Linked DNA regions of Mus musculus: all the other regions are linked to region 3. The links are chromatin loops, found by intact Hi-C in ENCODE. Cell type or tissue: gastrocnemius. All regions are shown on one strand.

What was found. Hi-C counts contacts between places; a loop is a spot of excess contacts. Peaks named below come from ENCODE experiments on the same cell type or tissue, not always from the same donor. Only the 100,000 strongest peaks of a DNase experiment are listed, where the experiment ranks them.
Region 1: it touches region 3 in a loop (10-fold over the local background); 39 of 42 quality-filtered maps call a loop at or near these places.
Region 2: a loop joins it to region 3, with 11 times the contacts of the local background. A loop is called at or near these places in 27 of 42 quality-filtered maps.

What each region holds. Positions count from the first base shown.
Region 1 is chr9:49,078,339-49,086,338 of GRCm38, forward strand. It overlaps Zw10 (zw10 kinetochore protein), which reads left to right. Exons shown (of 16, transcript NM_012039.2): 16 at 1-435. It also overlaps a transcript of Tmprss5 not described here. Among named protein-coding and RNA genes, the nearest start is that of Tmprss5, 20 kb to the right of the region's middle. In gastrocnemius, a CTCF peak has its summit at 3,413 (motif pointing right); DNase peaks (open chromatin) are centred at 689 and 3,420.
Region 2 is chr9:49,243,107-49,251,106 of GRCm38, forward strand. It overlaps Gm4894 (predicted gene 4894), which reads left to right and starts at 7,425. Exons shown (of 4, transcript NM_177701.3): 1 at 7,425-7,516. In gastrocnemius, a CTCF peak has its summit at 3,918 (motif pointing right); a DNase peak (open chromatin) is centred at 3,923.
Region 3 is chr9:49,484,469-49,492,468 of GRCm38, forward strand. Ttc12 (tetratricopeptide repeat domain 12) reads right to left here and starts at 1,757. Exons shown (of 22, transcript NM_172770.3): 1 at 1,678-1,757; 2 at 202-274. The coding sequence starts at 259. In gastrocnemius, a CTCF peak has its summit at 956; DNase peaks (open chromatin) are centred at 639, 977, 1,573, 4,372 and 2 more places; H3K4me3 peaks cover 1,653 bases; H3K27ac peaks cover 1,667 bases.

The DNA of each region.
Region 1 (8,000 bases), 410 kb before region 3:
TCTCCTGACTCTGGGTTCCTCCTTTGGTGTAATTATTTCCTTCAAAACCTCTCGGAATTACTTGTTGGTTTTGGTGAGCCAGTATATCATGGAAGCGTAACTTCACATAAGGACATCCTTGCCTGGACGAAGGTTTTCTGAACTGGACATTACGATGATCAATTTACGCAAAGCACTGGTGGGTTCATTGACTGTCGCTGCTGTCCCTTGTCAAGTATGAGTCTGCTCCGCAGTGTGATTTGTTCCCAGGCCCTCTTGAGAGTTGTATACATTATAATTTTAGACCCTGGCTTTGGACATTCCAAAGTTAGGGTTCAGAATTTGTAAAATACGTTTTTTGAGGGGGGTGGGCATTAAGGGCACATTACTTGTTCTTACAAGAATTACAGAAACCTCTTAAAATATTTCTTTCCAGTAAATGCCTTTCAGAGTTGAGAGTGAGTGTCTTTAATAACATGTGCTAAGGCAAAAGAGATCAAAACCCAGTTTTCTTCTCTTTTCTTTTTTTCTTTTTCTTTTTTTCTTTTTTTATAGTTTACACAAAACAATTTATTAACAGAAAATAATTTGAGAAGTCCTGTTCACAGACGGCGACCTTTGCGTGCTGTCAGGGGGATGGGGTGGCATGCTCAATCTGCCTAGTCTTCATCCCAGAGCGAGCGAGATCTCTGAGGGCGGGCTGCGCTCCAGGTCCTGGGGTCTTGGTCCTGTTTCCTCCTGTGGCCCGGAGTTTGATGTGCAGGGCGGTGATGCCCAGCTCCTTGCACCTCTGGGCCACATCCTGGGCAGCCAACATGGCTGCATACGGAGAGGACTCATCTCGGTCAGCCTTCATCTACGTCCCGCCAGTCACTCGGCAGATGGTTTCCTTGACAGATCGGTGACCTGGGCAAAGGTGTCATTGAAGGATGCAAAGATGTGGCAGACACGGAACACATTCTCTCCTTCACCACCTGAGGTCCCAGGCTGGTGACCTGCTTTTCCTTCCCCTTGCGAGGTGTCATTTCTGATCGTCGTCTCCAGACTCCTCCTTCTCTTTGCTTTTTAAAGAAAGTTAGTTTATTTCATGTATGTGCTGTCTTCAGATACCCCAGAAGAGGGCATTGGATCCCATTACCGATGGTTGTGAGCCACCATGTGGGTGCTGGGAATTGAACTCAGGACCTCTGGAAGGACAGCCAGTGCCCTTAACCACTGAGCCATCTCTCCAGTCCCCAGACCAAGTTTTCTTCCATGCTTTTTTCTCTTACTGACATCTGTGTCCCTTACTGAGGTCTCACGGATGTGCCCTTCCTTTGAGCTAGACTCTGGCTCTGTAGTCCAGGCTGACTTTGTGCTCTCCGTCTGCCCTTGGCTTCCCAAGGACAACCATGTCCCACCATGACTGCACATGGCCTCTACTTATGAGATTGCCTCATACTGCTGAGAAATTTTGGGCATGTTTTGCTATTGTGACTAAATTCTATTCTCTTGGAAGGATCCCTCTCTCCCTGCCCCCTCTTCTGAAGTACCATTCTTTCCTTCAAATGTCAAAGGGTCTGTATTGCCAGAATGCCTTTGGCATGCTATATGGGTGAAATCTAGCACCAGGCTGTGTTGTCTAGTCCTTCAGTTGGTACACATAGGTGATTTTTATTTGCCTGTATATGTGTGTGGCTTGTGTGTGTTCACACTTGTGTGTGGAGGTCAGAGGCTGCAGTTGGGCTTCTTCCTCCATTGCTCTCTGCCCTGTGTTTTGAGGCAGAGCTTGCTGGTTTGGCTAGTCTAGCTAGTCGTCTCATTCTGAAGATCCTGACTTGTCTTCTGAGTGCTGGGATTACAGGTGGGTCACCTCAGTGGCTTGGCATGGCATTTATGTGGGTGGTGCGCATCCAACCTCCTTTCCCCACACTTGCACACAAGTGCTTTACCCGTGGAGCTATCTCCCCAGCCCCAACACAGGTTTTCAGCTTAGCTTTGTGTTGAGTTTTTAAAAAAATATTTATTATGTATTCTTTTTAAAATATAGGAGTGCTCTGTCTGTGTAAACACCTACATGCCAGAAGAGGGCATCAGATTTCTCTCTAGATGGTCATGAGCCACCGTGTGGTTTATGGGAATCGAACTCAGGACCTCTGGAAGAGCAGCCAGTCTTCTTAACCGCTGAGCTATCTCTCCAGCCCCAGCCCAGCTTTGTGTGTTGAGATCTTGGTGACCATTGGCACTGCATCCGATGACACATTATCCCAGCGAGTGCTCTGGTTTGTGTCCTGTCCCCTTCAAAATGGAGGCCAGGCAGGATTTAGCTTCATGTGCTTCCAGGCAGGGACTCTCTGAGGGGTTGCGGTCTGCCAGCCTGCAGCTTCGGTCTGCCAGCCATGTCCCGAACCCTGGCCTACAGGAAACCTGGTTTTCCTCCTGTCTTGTGTTCTCTGTCTTTACCCTTTCCTTCTTAGTTCTGATTCATTCCTTTTAATCAAATCATTCTGTTTGCTTAGTCTTTCTGATCATAGAGCTAAAATTAAAAAAAAAAAAGTATTTTCTTCAGTATTCACTTGAGCTAATCTGTACTCTGCATAGTCTTCTATGAGAGGAGAGAGAAAATGGTCTGAGCCAGCTATGGTGGTTTGTTGTTAGTTGTGTTTGAGAACAAAGAAGTGGGTTTATTAAAGAGAAAAGAAGGAAGGGGCTGTTTGCACAGGGGGGAAAGTACTGTTGCTGAGAATTCACAATTTGAGGTGGCATTCTTTTCTCAGTAATTGAAAGAATGAGCTAAGGGAGGGAGCTGAAATCGATACATTGCAGGACCATTCCGGAACAGATTTCTTTTGTTCATAGAGGCTGTTCCTGTTGTCTGACAGAGACAGCAGTTTGGAGGTGGGAGGCACCGAGTCTCCTCATTCCTTTCACAGTTAAATAGAAAACCTCATCTGTAGTTTCTCAGTTGCGTAAGCTGAGCCTTGGGGGACAAGTTCCCCTGAAGTGAGCAGTCTGTAAGCCAGGACAGTGCAGGCACTTAGCCTCACCAGCCAGTGTCACTGGTAAGTGTTTTTAGTTTGCTTAGAGATGAATCATCTGATTGGACACATGGGAACTGTGGTCTAGGGGCTCATACTCAGTCTTGGAAGATCCGTGTTGGGATTGGGAGTATTGTTTGGCCTGGGTGGAGAAACTAAGAGTGTCCATTGAGGCAGTAAGGGGGCTGAGAAGGATTCATTGAGAGGATCTGTGTCCAACCAAGTGGGAAGACCCTGTTTCTTAACCAGGAGTACACAGAAGACCTTGAGAAATGAAATCCTTGAAAGATTTCCCCAAATCATCACAAACAGGAAGTTGTTCAAAAGGTAAATGCAAATAGCCTAAATCAGTGAGCCGCTTCATTGGAGCCTGGATTCCTAGCTGAACCGGCAGTCTCTGAAATGGAGACCCTCCAGATGGCGCTGTTTCCTCAGGCCTGAGCACCACAAGGCTCCCAGCTGGTGAAAGGGACGCCAAAGAACCTGTCTGCTTTCTCCTGAATTAACATTTTGGCCTTGGACAGCTCTAGAAAGGTCATCTAGACTCTGAACAGCACTTGCACTCTAAACTATTAGCTCATTTGTGAGTAAGTCAAACAATTTGATTACTGATATTATTGAAGATGAGATCTATAATTCCCTTCCCATGCTTGCAAATACTTATTAATTGAGGGTTTTTTTTTTTTGTTTTTTTTTTTTTGAGGATGGATAAGTTCCCAAGTTTTTCCCCTGCCTTTGGAAGTACACACACAAATACAAAATACTTAGGTGATCTAAATATATAGTTTGTTTAAGCTGTATGGTTGATTTTGTGCCATGGATAAATGAAAGTCTGCATAGGGGTGACAGGAGGTAGCTGGAAACCTGGGGTGGAAGTCTGCTGTACATTGGTGCAAAGTTATGTGGTTTCTGCCTTGGCTTTTCCCAATCACCAATCTGTTGTGAATATTTGTTGCCATTTTCTCCAAAAAATCAAAAAAAAAAAAAAAAAAAAAAGATAAAGCCCTAGTTTTGAGGAAATTTAGAATTATTATGATTTGGATCAGTTCTTTCACTGGGAGAAGTTTGGTTATGAATTTTGTGAAATCACAAGTTATGATAATCAGAAATAACACTGGCTATCTATCTGTAATCGCGTTCTGAAGTCTACCTAGCATAGGGAGAGAGCGGTAACTGGTGAGCTGTCTGAGCATTTCTCTCCTTCAGAAATCAGGCATCCTAGTTTGTTTAGGGCAAGAGTGGGTAGTAAGGTCTTTGCTACACCCACTGTTGAAGAAGAGATTGGCACCAGCGCTAGTGGCATGTACTCTTGCATGCTATGGACCTGCCTTTTTGTGTTTACTAGGTAGCAGATACTGTAAGTGCTGTACAAAACTCCAGAACAAAACTGTCCTGCCCTCTGGTGATTCAATTTCTCCTGGAAAAGAAAGAAGTAAATCAGGATGCTTAAAGATGGTGCTGCAGGAGCTGCCGATGCCCATGCCAATGCATGCAGGACCGTGAGGGTCAGGCTCAGTTCTACACTGCATGGAGATTCTGCCCTGCCTTGGAGCTAACTGAGCCCAGTGCATATTTAGGTGCTGCTACTGAGAGAGGAAGAACTCAGGACGGCAGAGAGGGAACAGTAGGGACAGAGGTAGCAGAAGATGGACAAGATTGGCCCTTGTAGGCATTTGAATGGTTTTCTTTTGCAGTCAGTCTCATGTCTAATGGCTTCCAAGAAACTTGAAGAAATACACTAAAAATAGCATGATGAACCTCTGTTTGTCAGTCACCTAACTTCAACAGTTACCTCATGCCCAGCCCTCTGCCATCCGTAGTGTTCCTTTCTTCTTCTACCCTTGCAAACACTGGAACACGGAAGTGAGCTTATTCCATCTGCAAGTTTTGTTTTCTGTGAGGCTTTCTCATTGTGCTCACCACAGTCCCTGTGAACTGCCTGTACCCTCTTTCTTCAAGTTTTCCTGGCTCGCCCTCTACTGGAGCACTGGCTGTTAAACCTGAAAGCAATTAACATCTGGCTCACACCCTGGCTTCCTTAGCTGTTTACTTCAGCTAAACTAATCCCATTGTTTCATAAAAGAAGAAAAGAGGGACTGGCAAAATGGCTCAGTGGGTAAGAGCACTGACTGCTCTTCCTAAGATCCTGAGTTCAAGTCCCACCAACCACATGGTGGCTCACAAACACCCGTAATGAGATCTGATGACCTCTTCTCATGCGTCTGAAGTCAGCTACAGTGTACTTATGTATAATAATAAAATCTTTGGGCCTGAGCGAGTGGAGTTGACCAGAGCAAGCAGGGCTGACTGGAGTGAGCAGAGGTCCAAAAAATTCACTTCCCAACAACTACATGAAGGCTCACAACCATCTGTACAGCTACTGTACTAGCGTACATAAAGTAAATAAATCTTTAAAAAAAAAAAAAAGAAAAGAAAAAAAGACGTACTGAGTTACAAGAGAGAACTTTGAAACACAGACTTCACTGGGATACCCAGAAAACATGGCTGCCCAGTCAGGACAGTGCTTCTGGAATCTGGTATTTGATTTAAGACAAAGCAATGGCTTTCCAAAAGTGGGTCTGGGTGGCACATTGGCAAAAGGAGTGCCCCTACTTAGTTCCAGTTTCCCCTTCCGTCCTCTGCTTTATGAAAGTTGCTTTGAATGCTTACTGGCATTTTTCACTGGCAGGGAAGCCTGCATTCATACTTGATTACAATGCTGTATGTTAACAATATGGATAACATCAAATATGTCACTGACATTGTTACAAATTACATTTCACTACCATTCTATTGCTAAGTATAGTCTCTTTCTTTAGACTACTATATCTGTATATTGTTTAAAAGATGAGAGCTGGGTGGTGGTGGTGCACGCCTTTAATCCCAGCACCCCAGAAGCAGAGGCAGGCAGAAATCTGAGTTCGAGGCCAGCCCGGTCTACAGAGTGAGTTCCAGGACAGCAAGGGCTATACAGAGGGACCCTGTTTCCAAAAAAAACCAAAAACAAATAGTCAAACAAAAAGTTTAGGACCTGTGCTTACCAGTGTTTTGAGACTGGGTCTCATTGTCTAAGCCTAGCTGGCCTGGAACTCACAGATGCCCTGGCTCTGCCTTCATATGCCACCATACCTGGCACCAACTACTTTGTAATCAGCTCTTTTGTAAAATTGACTGCAATTGCCTTGGACTGAAGTCACAGTACATCTTTTATCAAACTCTGAAAATTAGGGCACTCACTCATCTCAAGGACTATGTAATGGTTTTTGGATTACATCTGCAGCTTCTGTTATTTTTAAGTCCCAGGAGATAAAATTCATTTGGGTCTAGAATCATGAACTCATTTAAAACTCAAGTTTTCTTTTCCTATCTTTTCAACGATCTTAGACTTTGTATTCCTTTTTACCGCGTTTGTTCTGTCATTTCCAGGTTGAAGATAATTCTCTTTGATAGGGAATGTGGAAGCAAAATAGTAGCTGAATTGCCAATGTCTGTTATTTCTAAAATATCACATCAACTCTAAGCATAGCCTGGCCCTGTTTCTTCTTCTTTCACTGATCTTTAACACACACACCCTTAATAGAAATAGTTTTTAAAGAAATAAGCTTGGGCATATTCTAGACTTTTATCCTCCCAATGCAGTTTTTTACATGTCTGATGCCACTCTTATGATTTTTGCATACTAATGGCCTTTTGTAGAATTCACTGTTGGCTCCCATCTGCAGCAACACTACTATTTTTATTATGTTTTGTAAGGTCAGGTGTTTCCTTTTCCTTGGTCTTTTTAAAACAGAGCCTTGCTATATAGCTCAGGCTGGCCTCAGTCTTGTGGCTATGCTCCTGCCTCAGACTCCTAAGTGATGGGGTATAAGCATATGCTACCATGTTCTGCTCCTGGTCTACAAAGTGAGTTCCAGGACAGCCAGGGCTATACAGAGAAATCCTGTCTCAAAAAACAAAAAACAAAAAACAAAACAAAACAAAACAAAAAGCAGGGCGGTGGTGGTGCATGCCTTTAATCCCAGCACTTGGGAGGCAGAGGCAGGCGGATTTCTGAGTTCAAGGCCAGCCTGGTCTACAGAGTGAGTTCCAGGACAGCCAGGGCTACACAGAGAAACCTTGTCTTGAAAAAACCACACACACACACACACACACACACACACACACACACACACACACAAAACAAAACAGGAAGGTAATGAAAACAACTGATTTGTCATGTTTCTCTTGTAAATAGGGCTGTGTTATATGACTTGGGTTTTACAGTTAGTGCCCCCCTCCCCGTTATTTGTTTTTTTGTTTTAAGGAATAAGCATTTTATTTTAAATAAGGCAAAAATATTGCAAAGCTACTAGCAGGGTTTTGGTAGCATCCATGTGGTCATGTCAGAGTGAGCAGGAGGGGGATGGGAGGAAGGCCCTGCAGCTGTGAGCACCCTCCTCCTTGGGCCTGGTCTGGCGGGACAAATGAAGGAGAGTGATTTCTGAGCATAACACTTCTGTCAGAGCCACGTAGCAAAGTGGGATAAGTTCAGCGTGGCAGACAGGACACAGAGCGGAGGCATCCATGTGGTGAACAAAATCCCATGGTGACAAAATCCGGTAGAGGGGGAGGCTGTGCAGTTATTTTACAAAAGGGACTAATGCATCCAAGTTTGCAGTGGACCCAGAACCTGCATGCTAAAGGATCATGGGAGATCCAGATCTGCATGAGCAAAGATTGTATTCATATTTAGTCCAAGGAATCCTGTGAGGTAGCTATTGCCAATTTTGTCTTACTGATGACATAGCACAGAGAGGTGGAGTGTTTTGATGGAAGACTCACAGATGGCCATGTGATATCAAGTTCCCAATCTAGGTGTGTTTACTTCTATAACCGATGCTTTTTGTTGTTCTGGAAGAGTCTGCCTCACAAAGAGGTCTCGATCCTTTTCATGTCTCCAGATATATGAGCTTAATAATTAAATAGTAATGAAATGCCACAGGCTGGACAACTTAAAGACAGAAA
Region 2 (8,000 bases), 240 kb before region 3:
GTAGCTGGCCAGTGAGCCTCAGGGATATGACTATCTCCATTTCTCCTCCATCTCTCCATCTCTGGGTTATGAATGAGTGTTACCATACCCAGCAGGTTGATGGGTTCTGGAATGTGCCATCTACCCCGACTGAGATTTTTACTCTTTAATCCCAGATCCTGCTCAGCAGGTAGCTGAATTCTGAATCAGCTCTCTAACATTTGACCTGCCATTTCTCGGCAATCATTCCCTCTGCAGATAATAAGGGGGGCAAGCAAGCCAGAAAGGGGCTAGGTGAGGGACCTGGCTGAGGATGCCAGGCCTCTTACTGCAGGCTGGTGTTGACTGGCTAATCTTCTCTCTCTGGATGTGATCACTGAAGCTGTTGTCTATCTTACGATGCAAGTCACACATCTCCAGCTGTGATCTTAGATGAACAAAGATAATAATTTTTTAACTGTTCATCAAACAAGTGCACCCGAAAAATAACTGAGCGGCGTCAGGTGTGAGGGGTCCTTGATGGACTCTTGCCAGCTTCCACCACGCCTGTAAGTGGCTCATCTCAAGCATCTGTGACATTCACCTGGGGTGGACCTCAGGCACAGTTTTTTTTTTTTCCTCTTTAGAAAGCCAAGTGTTTGCTTCTCTCCAGCTTCCTCTCACAGCGTTTTTTACTTGAGTTCTGACTTTGTCCTAATAAATCTCTTGCCCCTATCTCCAGGCCGTGCAGTTATCCGAGGACCCGCATAATTCAGGTGTTCAGTGCCGTGTTATCTTCTGGGCCAAGACATTTGACATCATCTTAACAACCATTTTTTTTCCTACCAGCATTTTTGAAATCTCTTTTCAGTCTTTGCTCTAGATTTTCTAACCTGGGGATCATTGTCCTCCCCGGAAAGAGAGAAAGAAAGTAGGTGAAGGGCGTTGCCCTTTGCTACTTTAAGCCATCCATATTAGTGCAGAGAGAACAGTTGACTGCAGTTTTTTCTAAACCCTTACCCTATGCCTCTGTTGTGTTGTTGTTTGCCTGATAGGGCATCTTTGTGTAATCCTTACAGCCAACCAGAAGGGTAAGAGATATTTTCACAAACAGGGACACCGGGTCTCACTCAGGAAGGTTAAGAGCATTGCCTGAGGTCACATGCTTGGCATTTACAGCAGCTCCCATTTGAATCTCTTCTCTATTCATCACCCTGAGTCTCCCCCAAAAGGCCTTTTATGGCGGTGTCTCGGCTCATTTTGAGCTCTAGCTTTCCTGACATTATTCTTAAAGGTCTGTGTCACTCCTTTGTATTCATCCTGGGTAAGCAGGTTCCATCCAGAGCAGAGTCATTTGCAACTGTACTGTCAGAATTTCATTTTTAAAGCCAGCCTTCAGGGCTGGTCGTCCCTGAGTGTATCGGGTCATGGGATCAGCCTGTCTTTCCTCTCAAGGTTTTGTAGTCTGTCCGTGTAAAGATTTGGCTTCACATCGGTCCATGCCTAATTCCTCTCCCCATGAATAATTTGAGCTCTCAGTATTCTGGGTCCCACCCCTTCTCTGGTCAGTGCATCTTTGCTAGAGCAGAGTTAGTTTCTAAATAGATGTTCCTCCGACCTCAGCAATCTTAGATATTAAACATGATTTGAAGCAAACCATGATGATATTACAGGCAGTAGTTGCTTTTACCTGAGTGATAGCTCCTTCAATGAGGAGTTTATGTAAATACAGTGGATTAGGTAAATCAGTTTGGGGAGGTGAAGTTTTAAAAATAGGAATATGGAGTGTGGGACGGTTTACAAGGACTCACTTGGATCCTCCCCTCTTTCTCTCTCCCTCCCTCCATCTCTGCCTACCTTCTCTGTGCATGTTTATGCAATAACAAATGAGTAAGGGCCTAAGCAAGAGTCCTTTCAGAATGTACGGGCAGAGAACGTAGAACATGGGATGGCTTTATGCAAGGCTGAGAATAACGGAGTGGGCATGAGTGTGGAATTGGTTTCGGAGACACATAGATGTAGGTTTGAGACCTTCTCGATATTTTATTTACTTTGAAGTTTGGGTAGATTCGGAGCTTAGTTTCCTCCCTCCCTCCCTCCCTCTTTTCCTCCTTTTCTTTATTCCTTCCTGCTCTATTTCCTCTTTCTTTCTTTCTTTCTTTCTTTCTTTCTTTCTTTCTTTCTTTTTTTCTTTCTTCCTTTCTTCCTTCCTTCCTTCCTTTCTTTCTTTCTTTCTTTCTTTCTTTCTTTCTTTCTTTCTTTCTTTCTTTCTTTCTTTCTCTCTTTCTTTCTTTCTTTCAGACAGAGGCTCATGTAGCCCAGGCTGGCCTCAAACCCTTACGTAGATGAGGGTGACTTTGAACTTGTGATTCTCTGTCTCCTCCTCTCAAGGATCACACACCTATGTTACCACTTCTAGCTTGGAGCTGTGTAGTTCTCTCCTTTGTTAACTGATGACATTATCTGCTGCTCTACGTCTTGAAAGGATATTCGAAGACTAAACACAACAGTAATATATGCAAATGCTCAGCACAAGGCCTAGCAAATGGGAAAATACTCTGTCAACATTAGCTATTATTAGATGGACCGCACTGTCCTTGTTGTGAGAAATTGTTTAGATTTAAATCTATGTGTATGGCTCTGAGTAGGAAAACTTGAGTCTGTTTCTCAGCTATTTAACTTTGTTACTTTTTAAAAACACAGATGTTACACACTGTGTGTCCTGCAGCCAGGGAGACTTTAAAAGAGAGGAAACAGGAATAGATTATATTGAGAATCTAAAGAATGAGCTGGGGGTGGGGGAAGGTTGTTCTCAGCATAGAGGCACAGTGCTTGCCTGCCCTGAACTGGATACCAGGTTCTTTCCCCACGAGCCCCCAACCCTCCAGAAAAGACAGGTGCCAAAAGCTGGGGTCTTAAGAGTTGCCTTTGGGGCTGGAAAGATGGCTCAGTGGTTAAGATCACTGACTGCTATTCTAGAGGTCTTGAGTTCAATTCCCAGCAACCTCATGATGGCTCACAATCATCTGTAATGGGATCTGATGCCCTCTTCTGGTGTGTCTGAAGATAGTTACACTGTACTCATATAAATACAATAAAATAAATCCTAAATAAAAAAGAATTGCCTTTGGAAATGCAGTTCAGAAGAACATGAAATAGCCCTTCTGAGACATGAGGGGAGTCAGCAAGTCCTTTGCTTCTAAAGGGCAGACGTATTGGCCATTAAACCTCTAAGCTGGTAGGAAATGGCTCTCTTCTCTTAGGAAGGGGAGACCCTGCCACAGGAGGCTTATGAATGGAGGCTGGTTGTCTGTCCTCTTTAAACAGACAACTCTTCTTTGACAAGAGGCCAGAGGAGAGCTACCTAAGTGTTTCCCTGCCTGGTTTCCTTATTGACGCTTATGGAAGAGTAGGGCAGCTAGTCCATGTGTTTCCTCAAATGCAGCTCTGCCTTGGATTTCTAAGGCAGCACAACACTTGTTTTTAGAAAGAAAGAAAGAAAAAAGAAAACCCTGGCAGCCAGCTCAGAGGTGATGAGGTGACAGGGGTGCAATTATCACCTGTTCCCCGGCACCCAGTGTATTGTGAGAAAGGTACTGACAGCTCCCAGCTCTTTGTGTGGGGGAGCTGGAGCCCCCCACCTCTGCTCAGAACATTTGACACAGACAGACAGCTGTGGGAATGGCTTGGGGTTGGAGCGGGCGGGGGTGGCGGGGGCACGGCTCCTCCTCCCATCTCCTGAGGCTGAGAGAGTGGGCAGAAGGGCACGACACGTGTTGTGGTTCTTGAATAATTTTTAGAAATAATATCCCGCTAGATACTCCTTAAGAATCTCCTCAGGGTGCCAGACCTGGAAAAAAAATCAAGAAAAAAAATCAAGAAAAGAAACTTAGTAAAGGATGTTAAGATAAACAGACCGTTACTGGCCTGAAATCGAGGGGCAAGTTGGACGAGTGAGCTCCAGGGGGCGCCAGAGTGATTCCATGCTAAGTGGCTGCTCAGTCAAGTCCAACAGAACCAAAGAGCGAGAGGCTTGGGTTAAATTAAAAGCAGGACTCTGTTGCTTTTCTGACTCTTTATTTGTAGAGTGGGGGTAGCAGCGCCTATCCTACAGGGTAGTTACAAAGGCTCAGTTAGGTTTTGGATTAAATGCAAAAAAATGAAGAGCAAGGCAAAGGGGTAGCGAAATGACTCAACAGGGCTGCATATCCACCAGCATCAGAAGTCCGAGTTAACTCTGCCTGCATAGACAGGCCTAGCCCCGTTTCTGAGGCACATTAGTGGCTTTATAGTAAATAAAACTGGATTCTGTGGAGGCGACCCAGAGTTAATTTGTGATGACACATTGTTTTTCCTTTCAATCAACAGATCCTAATGGGTCAGCTGTTCTCTTCCAGGGTCTGTTAGTGGATTCCTGTGAGCTTCAGAAGGAAGGCCCAGGAAGGTTGAGGTAATGATGGTGGAGCACTCGACTCTTGTCGTTGCTGGGCCTGGAGATGAAGGAGGGCCCATGGGACCTGGGTAGATCTCTGATGATGCTCTCTCAGGGTTGTTCAAAGATGACAGAAAATATCTTGCAGCACCTCAGGCAGGCTCAGGCATGTGATATTGAGCTTCACAGAGGCCTGTCATTAGGCTTTCTCTAGTACCCTCTGTCCCAGGAATTACTCAGGGAGACTTCCTGGTATCTGCTGTTTGCTCTCTTTCTGTGATTTGTGTAATGGGTATGAGGGCCTGAGGCTCTGAGTCTGCAGCTGGGAAAACTTGCCTTTCAGCCTTTTAATGACCAATTGTTAGAGCAACCAGGCCAAGGGAAGATTGTCTGTTCTGCTCTTCCCTGGGCTGGGACATGCAATGCCCAGGAATTCTTTGCAGTTTTTCTTCCTGACTTCTGGGAGGGCCCCTAGAGTTCCTCACGCCAGGTCCTGCAGCCTACTCCACAGTTCTTTGGGTGTTCCCTGGGTTTCTGAGATAGATCTGGAACAAGTGGATCACCTTAGAGTTCATCTCTGTGAACCCTGAAATGAGGTGCTTTACAGGTAGGGTCCAGGATTAGAGAAGTGTGTGTGTGTGTGTGTGTAATATAAACACTACATGTATGTCAATAGAAAGACTTTCTACCCATTAGGGGGCTTTCTTAACTCTCATTACTTCCTACAGTAGGCTCCCAGGGAGGCAGACTAGCCTTTTAGAGGATGGTTTGTCTCCTGTTGCCAATAAATAAGAGATCATAGAGGACTAAACTACATCACATTCATCTTTGATCCAATGTACTATAACCATGTGATCAGTCAATCAATCAATCAATCAACCAACCAACCATCAATTGGGCAGGCAGGAAGGTAGCCAGTCAGTCAGTTGTTCAGTCAGTCAGTCAGTCAGTCAGTCAGTCAGTCAGTCATAGGACTGTGGACATTGCCAGGTGCTTGGGAGACCCTGGACAAAGGAAAAAACTGATTTTTATCTGCAGCGGAGGTGAACGAGAGTATAGACTCTTCCTTGGATCCAGGACCATCTGAGTCTCTGTAGAGAAGTCGTTGGTCCTGACCACTGGTGATCTGAGCTTCACATAGTTTTGCTGACAGGTGTGCTTGTAAAGACACCTTGGAGGAAGCCATCACACAAGTGAACCCAGCCTTCCTCCTTTCTAACATGCACCCATGCCGCTTCCTTCCTGCGTGTTTCAGTTTCACGGTCTGTGCCTTGGTTTGCCCATTCTCTCTCTGGTGTTTCCTAACAGTCCTGGTCACAACAAATTATCAACTGGGTGCTGTGCCAGGAGTTTCCATAGTTATCTGTTGCTGTTAGCTATGGCAGATAACAAATTACCTCAAACTATCATAATAAATAGTAGCTTAAGTGAACAGTAGGCTTCACATGGCCTGTTTGAGCTCTATTAGATGACTCTTTGATTCTATAAAGGACAGCTAAAGTCATTCAAGAGACATACCAGCCTGGAGTTTCATAGAGTCTGGAGTATCTAGGATGACCTTTGCCCCCTCAGGCTCCTTTCCATGTGGTCTCTCATCATTTTGATTCTATTCTATTCTTCTCGACAACACGACAGCCATCTTCCAAGAGGAAAGGGGCCTCTTGGGGTTCGAGCACTTATTTCACTAGCTGTACCTTTTGTCACTCTTGGCCATGACTTTCTGGTCACATAAGGCCTATGGCCAATATCAGAGGCACTGTAGATGTCTGTGCCAAGGACCACAAACATACCTGCCACATGGCCTTTGGAGGTTTAGTTGTTGGATGGGCAGGGTCAAGCTAGGGGGCAGAAAAGAAGTCCTGGGAGGTATACATGCCCACCACATAGTTCATCCAAGCAATAAGAACTAAATTATTCACATTCCTGCCTGGGCCTGTGGCATATACTTTCTGCCATACCAACGTGCTTTAAGGGAGTTCACAGACAAATAAGCATACCTTAGTATATATGTTCTGTGCTTGAACTGAATTTTGTTGTGACTACTACAGCATCAAAAGGGGGAAGGAATTTAAACCAAACTGAAGACTTCCACAGGAAGAAATGCTTGGATCGATCAGCAGTTGGTGCTCCAAGCACAGGCGATGACACCATTGTAGATAGAGGCTTAGGAAAGAGTGTGGCTTTAACTAGCCAGAATATTGGGTGTTCCTTCTTGTTACACATGGAAAAAAAAGGAAGGAAGGAAAAGAAGAAATGGAAGTAGGAAGAAAGAACAAAGAGAGGGAAAGGCTGAGGAAAGGGGAAAAGGGAGGGGAGGGGAGAGGGAGGCAGGAGGTTGGAGAGATGGAGGGATGAGTGAATTATGTGGGAGAGAAGACAGGAAAACCTAGAGCTTAAATTTTCTTGTACTTTATTATTTGAAACCAAAGGAGAGCATTGAAAAAGCATCCTCTCCATGCATAATGACATTTAAATTGTTTCCTATAATAAACATGTTTGTGCTTATAAAATATAAACGAGACAGCATTATCCTGGATACCACCCACCGAGCAAGGAGGCTGGTATCAAAGTGCAGTTATTATTTGATGCCAACTTTAACTGAATTGAAGGCAGTTGGAATGGGGAGGAAGGAAGGAGACAAATGAGAGGCTCTTAGGAGGCCACATGTGAGGTACTGACTTCCCACCATGGTTCTATTTCTAGTGGCCACAGATAGCCTAGCCTGACTATGGGAGCCCTTGACAGGCTGGCTGTTCATATAAAATGTGACTCTGAAAACAAGACTTTCTAGGAAGGGGCGGGACTCACTGCTTGTCTACCTGGTATTTATTTTATTTTTCACTAACGTGGTGTGTCTGATTGCCTTTATGTGCACGTGAGTGCAATGCCTTGAAGAGGGCAGAAGAGGGTGTCAGGTCCCTTGGATCTGCTGTTCCAGGCAGGTGTGACCCACTTAATGTACGTGCTGGAAGAGACTCTGTTCCTCTGCAAGAGTAGCAAGTGCTCTTAACTGACAAGTCATCTCTCCAGCCCCAGACCTCGAATATTCTCTGCAGACACATGTGGTTCCTCAGCTCCTGGGGGACCCTGGGACTTCGGAGCAGATCCCTGAGGTCCCATCCATAGGTAAGTCCTTCCTAGCTCTGACATTTTAGCTTCCCGAAAGGCTCTATCTCAGCTCCTCATCTATGAAAAGGAGGCTACTTCAGGGAGCTTAGTCGAGATTATATGGGATGAGCCTTGTGAAGTCTTACAGGAGTGCTGCGCTACACCAAGCATTTGTAAGTGGAAGCTGTAGTAGTTACCCAAGCTGTTCTTTGTCCATGCCCAGCATAGAGAAAGGGCTCATAGGGCTCCAAATCTAAACAGAAAAGGTAGGGTGTCCTTCTACAACTGTCGCTTAGACAGCTAGGCTTTCTTCTGGCTGTGGCAAATGTTACTTACTTTGTGAGCATTCTTCTCAAATTAGTTTAAGCAGATCAGAGAGAATACAGATTTTCTCTCCACTGGGGTTGGATAAGTGGAGATGAACCTTATAACATTGCACATATTGTACTTTAATATATGTGTGTATATTAAAGAACAGTATGTGCAATATTATACACACACA
Region 3 (8,000 bases):
TCTATGATACCAATTAACAGCCAGAAAATACTGCCCCAAGGCTGTAACTGAGACCTCAATAGCCTTCTGTTTAATTTCAATTACATTTTTTTTCCTTGAGAGTCATAAACCTGTCAAACAAGCCAGGGAGCTAACTTCGTTTTTCTTCACCCACTTCACCGCTCCAAGGCAGAACTCAGCCTGTGACTTAATGCGACTTACTTATTTCATCCACATTTTCCAGAAATCTCTGCAAGTCTCTCTCTTGATCATCAGCCATCGCAGACACAAATCTCTAAGGGAGGCAGTATAAATTATGAAATTAATAATATAAAACACTAAACAGAACCATCGGGCTTATTATCTGTCTAAGACTAAGTGTTTGTAAATGTCGTGAATAACAGCAGGGTGAGCCATTTCCCTCTGACTGCTGTTTAAGGCCAAGGGACAGTTATTATTTGTGGCCACACTTCCGGAGAGCTGCCAGCCCTGCCTCTGCTGGGGGGAAATGCTCTACAATAATTCCTCCAAAGCTAACCACCAACCACTGTGATTTAGGGACCTGATGGCAAAGGAAGCTGGGAGAGGAGCCGACTTATTGCCAGGGCTGGGGGACGAGTGTGGTCTTCCAACTTTGGCCATGACAGGTGTGCCTAGTCGGAAGCTTGGGCCAGGCAAAGCACAGGATAAGTAGGGAGAAGACTACCTTCATGAACATGTCCACACTCCATTAAAACCGTTGCCTCCGCCCTGTTTCTGAGGATGAAGAGGAGGTGCCACAGTGCACCAGCGTCTGCTTTTCAGTACTCTACCAAGTACATTAGCTTTATTACACTTGATTTTGAATGTGAAGACTACATGATAACCTCGGAGGTACCCAAAGGCGTATCCACACAACCTAAAGATCACCAGAAGGATAAACTTCCCCAGCCTTGGCCCACAGCGAGCCGCAGCTCGTTTGGGAGCGCCCCCTAGGTATGCATATTTTAAATACACTATACTGTGGTTCCAGCTTGCAGACAGGCGGCTTGGTAGTGCAGTCAGACAACTGCGAACTAAAACTTTGACATGCACAATTAGCCCGTGAGTCCCAGTTTCTCCGTCTACGTTATGGAAATCATAATGCGAACCCAGAGGACACCACGGGTCTGACTGTAGCACCCTGAACGTGGATGCGTGATTAGTCAGGCTTCTTTTATCTAGAAAACAGCCTTGGCATATGGCTCAAACAGCTAACACTCCCTAGGAATGAGATTCACATCGGGGGTGGGGGTGGGGGTGAGGTGGGGGGTGGAGGAGGGAATTAACTCGTGCAGAGCTACAGGCTGGCCTGAACCAGGCGCTTCATGGACGGAGAAAGCCAGTCTTTCTGGAACAGTACACCCAAGCCAGAAGGGTCAGCAGGAACGCAGAGCCAAGGCTCCCTGGAAAGGAGCAGAGCGGCGGTGGGGTGGAGGACCCACACCCGAGCCCCACCCTTCGGTACTACACAACTCCATGGAGGGAGGGCGGGGACAGCTGTACTGTTGCCAGGCAACCGCTCCCCAGCGTCCTGGCCCTGTGCTTCCAGGGTTGGTCTCAGCCTGCAGCTGGTACTGGATCAAACTCAGGGCCCGAGTCAGTGGCCTCTGTCAACTCTAAGCCCAGGCCAGGAACAGTTCCAAGATAGATTCCCCACGGCCACCCGGCTAGACTGACCTTTAGTGCCCAGGATCGGACGGGAAGTGGAAGCTGAGGACAGGCTGTGACTGGCTTTCGCTGGGGAGAGGCGGGGCCTTGGAGAGGGCGGGGCCTCTCGTGACCCAAAGAACGCGCTGCCCCGTTTGAAGCTGGGATGTCCCACCCAGAAGCAAGTTGGTGCCGGCTGGTCGCTAAAGCAACGTCAGTGAAAGCCCTTCCACTCTGGAGCCGCGAGGGTTCTCCCAGTTGGTTTCATATCTTTAGTCCCATAATGTAAAGGCTCCATCCAGCGTACTTCGGTGTGAGTCCAGGTTTGTTTTTAATGACCAATGTATGGCCTCCAAGGCAGTACCGTCTCTTTGATTCTCAATTTTTCTCGTAAATGAAATGGAAAAACGACACTTTTCCGACAAAGCTATGGTTAAGGGGGCTGGATCCTATCTAGCTACAGAAGTGAGTGATATACAAACAACAGTAGGATTTAGGGTAGAGAGAGCACATCACAGGGAATGGAAGAGTGGTGAGTCCTGAGCTCTAAAATGTGGGTAATGTAGATCAGTCAAAACCAGAATCTACAAAAAAGTGCCTGAGGCTAGCCAGTGGCCAGGCAAGAACCCAGGTAAGAAGAGGCGATGGGAGTTCCAGAACTACTGGCCGAAGAAGGGACAGACTCACTTGCACCCAGGACTGCCTTGGATAGTGATGCTCAGTAGCCACAGACTGGCTGGCTGGTGCGTCTTCAGAAGCTCTTTCTGTCTGACGGCTTCCATTCCTGTTGCTATGGAGTGCAGCTCTGCCCTCCCCAGTCCCATAAGCCCATGTGTTATAGGACTAGTTCCCATTCCTTAGGACCAGAGGTTTGCCTTTGTTTTGTCTTTTTGTTTCTAGCACGTGGACTTAGATGAGCAAATGTGCCTACAGAAACTGTCAAGTATGCTATTCCGGATGGAGAAAGGATAAGAGAGTTGACAGTTTGCATCAGGCTTCCAAGGGCCATCTGTCCTGAAGAGTAAGATTACAGTGGTACAGTCACAAGCCACTTTGCGGGGACAAATCTTACACTTGATAGATTACTAGGGTTTTGTTTTGTTTCACTTTGCTTCTTTAGCTGGTCTGTGTGTGTGTGTGTGTGTGTGTGTGTGTGTGTGTGTGTGTATGTGTGTGTGTGTTTTGGATGCTATACCTTTCTGTGGCCCTGCATAGCCCAAAATTCACTTTGTGGCCCAGGGTGTCCTCGAGCTCAAGGTGATCCTATTGTCTCGGGTGCTGGGATGGCAGGTGTGTGCCACCAAACTTACCTCGGATTGGTCAGAAGTCCTAAGTGACCCCAGAAAGTCAGTCACCTGGCAGCAAAGAGTCTCATGCTCTTTTGTCCAGGCCTATGTAGATTTTACTTTTGTGCCCTGGTAACTTGATATGGCCAGTGTGGTATACAGATAAGCAACTGTGAACAAGAACCTTCAATAACCCGAGTGTGACTCATTGACTATGCCCCCCCACCCACCCAGCAGTTAGCCAATGGAGGCCTGTGTGAGCATTCACAGAACCCAGTCTACCTTTGATTCATAGAAGAGTAAGCAGTAGACCCGGCTGATAAGGGGGTCAACATTTTGGGTGGCTTTGTTGCCTCGGCATAACATGCTCAGCCACTCTGACCACGTGTTCTTCACTTGATGCTATGCCAAAAATCTAAGGGTGCTGTGGGCGAATCTATGCGGATCAGGATGACTGTTGTTAGATTTTAAGGGTCAATGTCTGTGTGTCCTCCCTCCAGCACAGTGGTTTACGTGTGCAGAGACTTTCAAAAGCATTAGTGAGCTGTATTTCAAGGATGAGTTTACTTTACGGAGCTTAAATCCCTTGCGCGAGACTCCAGTTTTGTGGTTTATGCCTTCAATAAAAAAACGGGGGAACATTTGGTCATCTTCCACTGTATCGTAAATCTGAGACTCAGATTAATAGAAACCATTGCTACTCCTTCCCTCAGCTCGCTCCCCACCGTGCAAACCATCCTAACTCCTTGCATTTTCCCATCAATTATATTATACAAGCTCAGAAGAGAGTGGGAAAAAAAGTTCTCAGCCTCATGCAGAATGAAACAAACTACCTTTGCCTGTGGAGACAAGTCCACCAGAATCCAGGAGCCAAACTACAGCCTGCCAGACAAGACCCTCGGCTGCAGGAGCCAGCTAGCCTGGCAGCTTTGGTTTCAAGATTCTGAGAGAAGGGTTTGTCCAGGCCTCCCCAAGAAGAATCACTAAATACTGCCTCATTTCTTTCTCCGAACCACGTGTCCCTACAGGGAAAGAATCTGTTAAGCTGAAAATCCCTGCCCCTTGGATTCCCCTGTTATCTTTTCTGTTCTAACTCGCCACTGTAGAGGAAGGAGTAGTTTTCAGGATCGCAGGTTCATGTGTCTGCAGGAGACAAGAGTATCCCTTGATATTTCTGTGCTGAAATGATGGTGTGGAAAATATTTGCAACAACCACAATAGCAGTCCCGTGTGCCAGGCATACGTATGACTTCATGTAAATGTTTTGTTTATTCCCATTTCTTAAGTCAAGAACACACAGATAAAAGGGACCGAGATTTCTCAGGGGCCGAGCAAGACCTGAACCTTGGTCTGTGCCCTCAAAACTCCCCCACTTGACTGCCCTGACTCCTATGTACACCCATGTGGCAGACAATGCTGTCAGCAACCCCCCTGCGAGTTTCCACCTAAGCTTATGGTTTCCTCCCTGGGCATGCCAAGCAGACTGCTCCATGCTTGTCAGAGACTGGTCTAGCTTCCCCTCTGCTGGGAAGTGTCTGTGACTCCATTAAGAAAGCAAGGTGAATCCACCAGTGTCTTTCTTTAGAGACTTTACTGTGGATCAAGGGACTTATATTCTAGAAAAGGCCAGCAGGAGCTCCCATGCCAGATGGGAGTGGCGCCCTATCCTGCCTGCTGTGGAGTAGCACTGCCCTCTTGTGGGCGGAATGGGTATGACTAGCCAGTGCAAGGCAGGACTCGGCACAGGGTCGGTGCTCAGGTGTTCTTGTGCTTCTCCTGCAGTTATTTAGTGCTAACCGAGCACCTCCTGTGTGTGCACACCTGGTGTCCTAGTTTGGGTTTTATTGCTATAAAGAGAGACCATGACCAAGGCAAACATTTAACGGGGGCTAGCTTACACGTTCAGAAGTCCAGTCCATTGTCATCATGGCAGGAAGCATGTCAATGTTCCCAGCAACAAGGCCACACCCACTCGCGAACAAGGCTACACCTCCTAGTAGTGCCCCTCCCTGGGCCAAGCATATCCAGCCACCACACCTGGCAAGGCTCTTTTTTTGTATGGCTGCTTTGCTGAGACTGCTTCTCTGGAGAGTGAGCTAAAGCCAGCAGTTCAGGATGTTGAGAAATTTAAGGGTGATTAATTGCTTATTTGAGGCACAAGTCATCCATCTAAGGTGAGCGTTCACACTCAGAAAACTGAAGACACATCGCCTTCGTTCCCTGGAATTTTCTCCACCATCGAGGTTTGTGGGACAAAGGCACTTCACAGAATTGCCAGATGCCACAAGTCACACATAGTCCGGATGTGGGTCCCCTTTCAGTTGCCAGGGACGGTTGGAGACAGGTGTTGCCAGGGAGCAGTGTCTCTTGACTTTGTGTAAGAAGTTTGATATTACATTAGAAGCACGTGGCAGAAACTATCCCTGCTTCATTAGTTAGAGCCAGATGCCTCTCCTTTCCCATCTTTTTTGTCTGTGAATTTCTGCAATGCTGCCATCTTGCTTACATATGGTCTTAAGTTACTTAGTCCGGCATCATGTCAACACCCAGCCGCTGCCACATTCTGAGGACCCCTTAGTAGGGGCTCACACATGACACTCTCGGGAGATGCTTTCCCCATCCTCCCAACAGCCGACAGCAGAGGCCCTCAGGGATACTTATGTATACGCTTGCCTCGGATAAGTGTGTATTTTCGAACCACGTTGTTTTCATAATTATTATTCATTATCCTCCCATTTTTAAGCCAATTTGCTGTGCCGTGCCACACACGCTCGTTAGCGCAGAGAAGCATGCGTTCTTCTGTGTGTGGCATTCCCACTCACTCACTCAGCCACACCATCTTAGAGCCTTAGTTCCCTTTATACTTTGCAAGAGTTTACTCTCCTAGGTTGTTAAAATTTCCGAAGTGCTCCTTGGTGATTCATAAACGTCGGAGCAGTTGGCATTCTAACTGGCAACAACGCGTGAGAGCACCAGGGTCCTCGCTACCGCTGAGGTTCAGACGGTGAACGGTCTGAAAATGCACCCAGGATAAATTGTTCTGCGTGGGTTTCACATTTAGACTGAAACCTCTTGTTTCTCCCCACACGGGTGCTTTCCAGATCGCTCAAGAAGTGTTAACAGAGAACAGCATGTTCTCACGCAGCGCTTCTTTCCTTTTTGTACAGTCCTGAACCATCTGCGCCATTGGGGCCGTTAAACCAGGGCTCTTAACCTGGGGTCTGAGAGTCTGTAGATACAGTTGAAAGTCTCTGAGCTTGATTATAATTATAGGTGATAAAATTGTTCAAATTTCTGTTCTTTTAACAATATAACTGCTGCTTAAGGATTTTTTTTCCCAAGCAGCTCACTGAAGCCTAGCACTTGTAGTCAATGTCAGTACTGGCCCACCGCACAGCCATGACGTCACTAAGGCACGGCAGCTGGTTGACTCACCCTGGTTACTAGACAAGCTGCTACAACTTGCATTTGAATGTGCTGATTAGGAAATCTGTGTGTTACTATGCTGCAAACTCCACTTAAAGTTTTTAGTAATTGTAAATCAATATGTATACTTCCCTATTCGTTCCAGGTTATCTTATTTTAAAATGAATATATTAAGTTAAAAATATTTTTTCATTTTCCCAGCACTTGGGAGGCAGAGGCAGGCAGATTTCTGAGTTCGAGGCCACCCCAGGATAGCCAGAGCTACACAGAGAAACCCTGTCTTGAAAAACAAAAACAAAAACAAAAACAAAAAACAAAAAAACAAAAAAAACCCCAAAACCAAAAAACAACAACAAATAGCAACATATTTTCAAGAAAAGGTCTCTATACACCACTTGGCATCCAGAGAGCCAAAGCAGGAACACTGTTTAGGATGCCTTGGTTTGCATTACAGGTGAATTCTGAATAAATGTGTATACTACTCACTCTTAGGGTAGAGCCAGATACCCTTCTTCTTCTTGGAGTCTATTGGTCTATACTATCGCTATTCCGATTGTGGAAAGTAAAGAAAGGTGATAGATAGTAATTTGATAGGGAAGAGACTTGGCCCATACTAGGTTTGCAAGGGGCCTGGTCAGTGGCACCAGCAGTCATCTGCACTGATATCACACAGCTGTGAGAAAGGCCCATCACTTCTAGAACATTCCTAGAAGTTCTAGGACATCACTTCTAGAACATTCTCTAGAATCTGTAACTCTGGTCCAATTAGGAGGGAATGAACCCGGAGCCCAAAAGGAAGGTCATTCTATAGATCTCTGACCAACGTCTTCACAGATGACAAGTTCATCAAAAGCAAGAAAGAAAAAAAAAAACGGAGAAACGAGGGCTAAGGGGATGTGACACCATGCTCTGGCTTCCACCATGACACTGGTGGACAAGCTGGTGACTGTCCCACGAAACCTGGAGTTTACTGTGTCAGTATTACAGCCACACAGTTTTCCACTTTTCAAAAACCTTCCCTGGTTTATGTGAGCATTAGAAAGATCCAGGCGACCTATTAGAAGACTGCTCTATTATTGAAGTGTCTGTAAGTCTTTTCCAAAATTAAAGTTTGGGGACAGGGCGAAGGGAGTCTTTAGGCTTCTGGTCCTACACTAGCATCTCTCACAACTTTGACTCATTCATTCATCTTTCACTCATTCAACAAAGGTATTAATCAGCTCTGGGGCACACCGGAGACTCGACAGCAGGGAGAAAACTGTGCTGAAGATCTGAGAATGATGGCCCAAGGAGACTATGATCTTCCGTGCAATCCTGGAAGAGGTGGTGTTAGAATGTTAGGGAGTGAATTCTTCAAAAGAGTTTTGTTTGCACTCATTCAACACAGCAGGAAAGAGAGAAGAGACTTGGGAAACTGCAAGAGAACAGGGCAGGACTCTGTGGGCCGAGAGGAAGAAAGGGGATTCTGGGTAGTGTAGTCCTCAGTGAACCACACCATTGGCCTGTCTTCTGATCACTCTGTGTAAGGAAGCCTCAGGGTTGGAGTCTGTCGTGTCTCTGCTTCTAATCCTCAGCAGAGCTGCTGTGTTCCAAATTGTTTCCTGTGACATCCCCAGGAGAAAGTTGGGCCAAGAGAGCATG